2 separate regions of the Homo sapiens genome follow, and region 2 is linked to region 1. Evidence: chromatin loops called from intact Hi-C (ENCODE). Cell type or tissue: heart left ventricle. All regions are shown on one strand.

What was found. A loop is a pair of places that touch in the nucleus more often than their neighbours do. Peaks named below come from ENCODE experiments on the same cell type or tissue, not always from the same donor. Only the 100,000 strongest peaks of a DNase experiment are listed, where the experiment ranks them.
Region 2: a loop joins it to region 1, with 6 times the contacts of the local background. A loop is called at or near these places in 1 of 110 quality-filtered maps.

Annotation. Positions count from the first base shown.
Region 1 is chrX:105,605,420-105,609,419 of GRCh38, reverse strand. The region is part of intron 6 of IL1RAPL2 (interleukin 1 receptor accessory protein like 2); the gene reads right to left. Among named protein-coding and RNA genes, the nearest start is that of NRK, 220 kb to the left of the region's middle. In heart left ventricle, no CTCF peak of the experiment used is centred here; no DNase peak of the experiment used is centred here; H3K27ac peaks cover 157 bases.
Region 2 is chrX:105,480,525-105,484,524 of GRCh38, reverse strand. It overlaps IL1RAPL2 (interleukin 1 receptor accessory protein like 2), which reads right to left. Exons shown (of 11, transcript NM_017416.2): 6 at 138-212. Among named protein-coding and RNA genes, the nearest start is that of TEX13A, 260 kb to the right of the region's middle. In heart left ventricle, no CTCF peak of the experiment used is centred here; no DNase peak of the experiment used is centred here; H3K27ac peaks cover 818 bases.

The DNA.
Region 1 (4,000 bases):
TTTTTAATTGTAAAATATAGATAACACAAAATTTACCATTGTAACCATTTTAAGTGTACAATTCAGCGCCCATTAAGTACATTCACAATGTTGTATGACTATCATCACTATCCATTTCCAGAATGTTTTCTTCATCCCCAAATACCTCTTTTAATGAATAATATTACCAATATTTATCTCCTTGCTTAAAAACTTGTAATTTCTGCATAAGCTATTTGCTCCCTACAATTAACTGATTTAAAAGAGAGTTCACCATCAGGCTTCTTTCCCATATTTTTTTTTCTTTCTAAAATCTTTAAAATATTTTGAGCATAAAGAACCAACCCATTTTAAGCAGTGGCTCAAAATAGCAGTTTACTCACAAAGAGATTATGGCACAAGGGGTGTGAAATTCTCCCATGTTTCAGGGGATGAAGTTTAAGAACAGATCCTAGAGAGGAGTTGAGTTTGTCCCTACTGAACTCTGCCTTTATTTCCGGAAGTTGCCACCGTGTAATTTGTGGTGAATCATCAAGCTAGAATAGCAGGCATGGCAGTTTGGATTTTCTTAGACATAGACAAACCAAGAAAAAACTGGTACAGTCCACACTATATGCTCACTAATATTTATCTTTAAAGTTATTTTAAGTATAATAAATTACTTAAAGTTAGTAAATAATTAGGTTAGCCATGCAATTCCACATAGAACAAGTGGGAAACAACAGATATCTGTGAAGGTTTTCTAATTTGTGCTTTATGTATCCTATTTCTCTCAACAGGCTGTCCAATCATTTTAAAAAGAACTCTGGTTTTATCTATCCCAGATTAATCACAGTTTTAAAACAATTACATTTCATGGTTTAAAATGTTCCATTGACACTTTCTTGCTCTTTACTAAAAGTGAGTAACAGTGAAGTCACAAACATATACTCTCTGCTTTTTTGTTGGATAAAATATTTAATTTCTGCCTAGGTTTTAACTTGAAGTTCTGCTTTGCTTGCCCACTTACTCTTTCCTTCACTATGAGTTTCCAAGCTGCCTTTTAAACTAAAGGTATGTCTGTCCTTAATGGTTTTAAAAATTCTCTCAGAATTGCTTTCTTTTGGTGAATGAAAAATCTTTATTTGACATTTTAAAGCTTGATTACTTAAAAGAGCCACATTGCACCATTTTGTAACAAAGACTACCTTGGCTTGAATTAAATTACATGGGAAGATATCTGCACCTAATGAATATCGGATTTATTTTAACTCACCTGATTCTTAAAAAATATAAGATAAAAAATAATACAAATATAAATTAAATAAACATATAAGAGGTTTCTCCTCCTGAACCCATGAATCAGAGTATTCCCTTAAATTAACCCATCCTATCATTCCTTCACAGTTTAGCAGTTCCCTTATAAAGCTTCTTCTGACTAATCCAGATTGCAGAGCTCTCTTCTTTCTCTGAATACCTACAGCAGTTCCATAAGCTCTTTATACCATCTTCACACTTCTGCCAAAGACAGCTGATTATATTATTCCCCTACTCAAAAGCCTTCAGTAACTCTCCTCTGCTTCAAGAATAATTCCAGAATCTTTTAAACAAAGCAATGAAAGACCCTTATATAATATGCCCCAATCTTCTTCTCTGCCCTCAAAACCCACCCTGGACTACTATAAGAACTGTCCTCTAGTGATACAACACAGCTGAGAGTCCTTAAATATGCCATACAATTGATTTCATACCTCTGTGTATTGGCCCATGTTTCTTCTAACTGGAATGCCTTATTTCCTTTTTTTTTTTTTTTTTTTTTTTTTTTTGTCTGCTGAATGTCCATGCATCTTTTAATACCTGGTCAAGAGTCACTTTCTTTGTGAAAAACTATCTGACGCTCATAAGCAAAACTAACATACTATAAAGTTATCATAATTAAAAGAACATGGTGCTGGCATAGAAATAGACAAATATATCAATGAAACATAACAGAGTTCCAAAACAGACACATATATACATTAGAATTTAATGTATTGGAAAGCAGAAATTTCAATTAAAGAATGCTGATACAATTGACCATTTGTTATGAAATAAATGAAAAAAAGCAAAAACAATCCATACCACGTACCATTAAAAAAAGCCAAACTGATTCTTAAAAATGAATCATAAAATATTATTGCATAAAAATAGAACTGATTAAACTATCTGTATGGCTTTTTAGTAGGGGACAAAGCTTTTTTTAAAACAAGTGAAAAAATACTTCAATAAAAATATTGATCACTTTTTTAAATTGACAAATAATTGTACATTTATGGAGTACAGAGTGATATTTTGGTACACACAATGTGCAATGATCAAATCAGGATAATTAGCATATCCATCACCTCAAACTTTTATCATTTTTTGTGCTAGAAACATTCAAACTCCTCTTTTCTAGCTATTTCAAAATATGGAGTAAATACACAGCTATTTCAAAAATATGAAACATTAGAACTTTATTTCTCCTATATAGTTGTAGGTTTGTATGCTTTAACCAACCTTTCCCTATTCAGCTCTCCCTTATACCCTTCCAAGCCTCTAGTAACTACTATTCTACTCTCTACTTGTAGGAAATCAATTATTTTAACTTCCACATATGAGTGAGAACATACTGTATTTATATTTCTGTGCCTGGCTTATTTCACTTGACATATTTATCTCCAGTTACATCCATGTAGCCGCAAATGACAAGATATAATTCTTTTTATGGCAGAATAGATTCTTTTCTGTATATATGTGATATTATCTATTCATATGTTGTTGGACACTTAACGTTGATGCAATATCTTGGTTATTGTGAATTGTGCTGCAATAAACATGGGGGTGTAAATATCTCTTTGATACATTGATTTCCTTTCCTTTGGATATATATCCTGTAGGGGAATTGATGAATTATATAGTGGTTCTATTTTTAATTTTTCTGAGGAACCTCCATACTGTTCTCCATAATGGCTTTACTAATTAGATTCCCACCCTCAGTGTATAGTGTTCCTTTTTCTCCACATCCTCACAAGCATTTATTCTTTTACTCTTTTTGATAATAGCCATTCCAACTAGAGTGAGATGATATCTTATTGTGGTTTTGCTTCGCATTCCCTTGATGATCAGTGATGTTGAGCGCTTTTTCATATACTGGCTGGCCATTTGTGTGTCTTCTTTTGAGAAATGTCTATTCAGATCATTAGCCCATTTTTAATGGAATTATTGGTTTCTGTGCTAAGTTTTGAGTTCTTTGTATATTCTGCATATTAATTACTTGTCAGGTTAATGGTGTGCAAATATTTCTCCCCATTTTGCAAGTTGTCTCTTCATTCTATTAATTGTTTCATTTGCTGTGCAGCTTTTTAATTTGGTATAATCTCATTTACCTAATTTTGCTTTTGTTCTCAGACCAATGTCCTGAGGTATTTCCTCTATGCATTTTTCTAGTCGTTTTATGGTTTGAAGTTTGATGTTTGTCTTTAATCTATTTTGAGATTATTTTTGTATTTGGTGAAAGATAGAGGTTGAGTTTCATCTTTCTGCATATGAATATACAGTTTTTCCATCACCATTTATTGAAGAGACTGTCTTTCCCCAATGTATGTTCCTTGGCACCTCTATTGAAAATCATTTGGCTGTAAATACATGGATTTGCTTCTAAGTTCTCCATTCTGTTCTATTTGTCTATGTGTCTGTTTTTATGCTGGCACCATGCTGTTTTGGTTACTATAGCTTTGTGGCATAATTTGAATTCAGGTAGTGCACTGCCTCCAACTTTGTTCTTTTTGTTCAAGATTGCTTTGGCTATTTGGGGTCTTTTCTGGTTCCAAACAAATGTTACAATTTTAAAAAATATTTCTGTGAAGAACTTCATTGGTATTTTGATAGGGATTGTATTGAATCTATAGATTATTTTGGGTAGTACATTATTTTAACAGTATTGATTCTTCTAATTCCATGAATATAAGATGACTTTTCATTTTTTGTGTATTCTTCGATTTCATTCATCAGTGTTTTGAAG
Region 2 (4,000 bases), 120 kb after region 1:
AGGGTTATAAATGAGCAGAACACAAATTGATTTGCATGTAATAACAGTGGCAATAAACCTTTCCTGGTTCATGCAATTTTCCCCATCTGTTAACAGAGGGCAAGTTTAGGAAGTGTTATTCCAAGGAGGGGACTTACCCAGCTGGACATCTATAACACTTGGCTGATTCTCCATGGGGAACAATGGCTTGGGAGGCTTGTCTGTGAGTAAAGCTAGAAGAGAAAATGAAAGAAAGTAATGGAAAAATTGAGATAAATTACAGGATGAGAAAGATTCTATCATGTATGATATTTAATGTTTGTAGACTTGATGGTGTGTAAACATTTATTAGACAGTGTTCCTACTTCCTACTTGGGTTGTTACTCTATCCATACAATATCCATTTCCCAGCACATTTAGAGCACCATTGATTCACTGTAAATAGGCCATTTTGACAACTACATTTTCCAACAAGATGAAACAAATGGACTATTTTGGGTGGTTTTTATAAATTTGTAAGTATAAAGAAATATATATTTTAAAAGTATAATTGAGAAATAGTAAATCCTCATATATGCTTTGTAGTGGTATTCTCAATGAAATATTACCCTAACGGACATTTTTAGTGACATGAATCTTCTAAACCTCTGAATTATCCCCCACTCTCCACTGCAACCTCCAAAACAATATAATAAAGCAATGATATCTTCATTGGGATAATTGATCAAAAATACCAATTAAGCATCTTTTGTACTCCAAGTCTTGTGCTAGCTACTAAAGGGAAAGAAAGTAAAGTCTTTATCTTTGCCCTCAATTTATAACACAGGACTATGAACACAGGACTAGCACACCATAATAGAGAATGGAACATAGAATGTAGCATTTGAGCTATAAGGCTATATATAGGTGGTAAAGAAATGGAGAAAGGAGAGGTTAATATTCGCTGGAAGGTTTGGGGAAAGTTTTATGAAGAGAATGGATCTCCATACGAAACTTAAGGGATGGAGAAAATTTGGAAAGGCAGAGAGTGGAGAAGATTTGGAAAGGCAGAGAGTAAAGAAGAAAAGATTCTCAGAAGATTCTCAAAAAGATTTTCAAAAGATTATCAGGAAAGATTAACAACATAAACCAAGGCACAAAAGTAGAACTTCACAAGCATAATATGCTTTGAGGAAAATGAGCCTGATGAGAAGGGGTTTTGTGAGCACCATGAATTAAAAATGAAACTAGATAGATTGGATGGGGCTGAATTCTGGAGGACTCTGAGTAACAGGCAGAGGAATTTGGACATGATGTTCTAGGCTGGAGTGTCATTGTAGATCTTGAAACAAAAAATGACTCAAAGGAAGTGATGTCTAATGATGATTGGCTTGATATGTGGAATGGGCTGAGAGAAGAACAAAAACTAAGAGGTTGAGGAAACAATGCTGCAGTGTGTGGGGATGGGTGGTGGTGAGCAGTCACACCAGGTTGGAGTTTGGGGAATTTTTTTTTTTTTTTAATGAGAGGACAAATCTGAGAGGCACCTGGAAGAAAGAAATGAGAGGACTCAGTATGCAGATACATAATGTCATGTGTATTGTTGTCATAAAACAACCCTTACTTATATCAAACTATTGTTTATATCCTGAATTCCCTTTAACTGATTCTGTATTTATGTCTTGCTTCAAGTATCCAACTGAACTCTTACCTACTAAAAAGAAATGTTTTATACTTCTTTATAATTCACAGGAGGAATAGCATAGGATTGTGCTATAATGATTAAGCCACCATTAATTGACTAGCTTAGGAATTCCCTGCCAACATGAGAGAAGATCTCATACTATTTGAAGAATATTTAGAAGCGAAAGAGAGAAATAAAAGTTGATTACAGGACAGGTAAGGTTAGGGAACTATACAAATTTGGAGAGATTCCCAAAATAGTTGTTGATAATAAACAAATGCACCAGAAATATACTTAGGAAAGAGCTTTATGGCACATTAGCTTTCTCTTCCTAATACCTGAGCTGCCTGAAGTGGAAAAATTTCAGTGAATTAATTGCCTTCATTTTTCCAACACATCATTCAAGATGACATACAATATGTATTGTCCTTATGGAATTGAACAACATTTTTGTTTTAATTGACTTTGGCATAATTTAGACCTACTAATATAATGTCTAGTCTTCATTTCATAAATACTACAGTTACTCTTAATAATCTGATTTTTAAATATTATTGGAAACATGAGGGATCTACTTTAAAAAAAATGAATATGTTTGAATTTAAAATCCAGTTATATCAGATGTTCAATTTTGTTGTAGTTTGCTATTATTTGTAATAGTAAAATATTGGAAACAACCTCAATTTCTAATAGTAGGAGCCTTGTTACAATTGTGGTGATTTCATATAATGACATATTATGATACTGCTGTTTAAAATAATTAGGTAAATCTGTAGATTAGATATGAAAATATTTCCAAGACATACTGTTTAATGAAAAAAACAAGGTCCCAAATAGTATGCGCAGCATGCTATTTTGAGTATAAAACATACATATGCATATATAAATGTTTGTATATGTATGAAATATTTCTAGATGGATACATGTGCAACTGGTAACAGTGGTGTCCTCTGAAGAGAGGGAGTGGATGGCTGAGTAACTGTGGTGGGTAAGGAAAGGGTGTCATGGGCAGGCAGAAGGAAGATTTAATCTTCACTATATGCCTTTATATTTTGAACCATCCCCATATGCTATGTATTCAAAACATAAATAAAATTAAATCCAGCCATTTTTCATTTTATTAATAAAAAACCCATTTTGATTTCTTTATAGAATTATTGTCAATTTACCTTACACATCCAAATTATAGACATTTAGTTTGCTGGAAACTATTCTTGGGCAATCTTATTTTAAAATATTTCCTTCTTCCAAATAAATTAACTGGAATGTGATAGGTGGGAAGCAATTGTAAGGAATGTATTTCATGTATGGAAATGACAATCTTGCTCTGCTTTCAGCAGGATGAGTTTGGGGTCATTGTTTTCCCCTTCCCTTATCTTCCGCCATGGACTATGGATGTATTTACCCTAATTTTATTATTGTTAAATATCAATTGCTGAAGTGACATTCACTAATATTAATGATAATTTTAAGCATCTTACATTTATAGGTGGTTCATAAGTTTCAAAGTGCTTTCAGATACATTAGCTCATATTATCTTCATGATGACCTTGTAAGGTAAAGAAGACAGTTACAAATGTGGCCAATTTAGATATGAAGTTAAATGAAGCTTATATTGTCTTATTTGGTGTCCCCTTGGGACCAAAAGCCCCCACTTGCAAGATGAATAGGAAAACAGGATATAAGTTGTAGGCAGTAGACAGGTAAAGAGCTCAGTACTGAGTCAGTGGTTTTAGCCTCTTTGACTCTACGATAATTACACTAGGGTTCCTAGTCCAATGGGAATGGCTTTGTGGCAAACAGCCAGTTGAAACATGATCCCTGTAGGACACCCCACACATATACACCTTTTCCCCCTAAACCTGTGAATGGAAAGAGATGAACTGGCACTTAACCCAGCACATCTCAATGGGATATAAGGCTATGGTGCCTCTTTAAATTCCAATATCATGTTTAGGCCTGAGAATTGCTAAGAAGTGCAGAACATTTGTGATGATAAAGCAGCAACTGCAGCAGTTCAATTGGATCCTGACCACCAGCCCAGAGACAAATCTATCAGCACCTTGCATAATTATAGCATTTGCAGATTAGCTAGAGTGCATGCTGCCACAGGGAGGCAAGCTCATTTCTTGTTCATTTTTATTTTTAAATCTCATCTGAAACTCAGTTACTAATTGTGAAAGGAAAGAAAGAACTGTCAATACCAAGTCCCCTAAACAACAGGGCAGAGATTTACAATTTTATTAGGAATTTTATCCTGGACCTCAAGGGGGACTAATTGGGGTCTGAGCTAATCTTTGAATTTGCTGCTTAAGCTTCATGCTTTGATTGAAAGAATGGGAGCAAAGGATACATTTT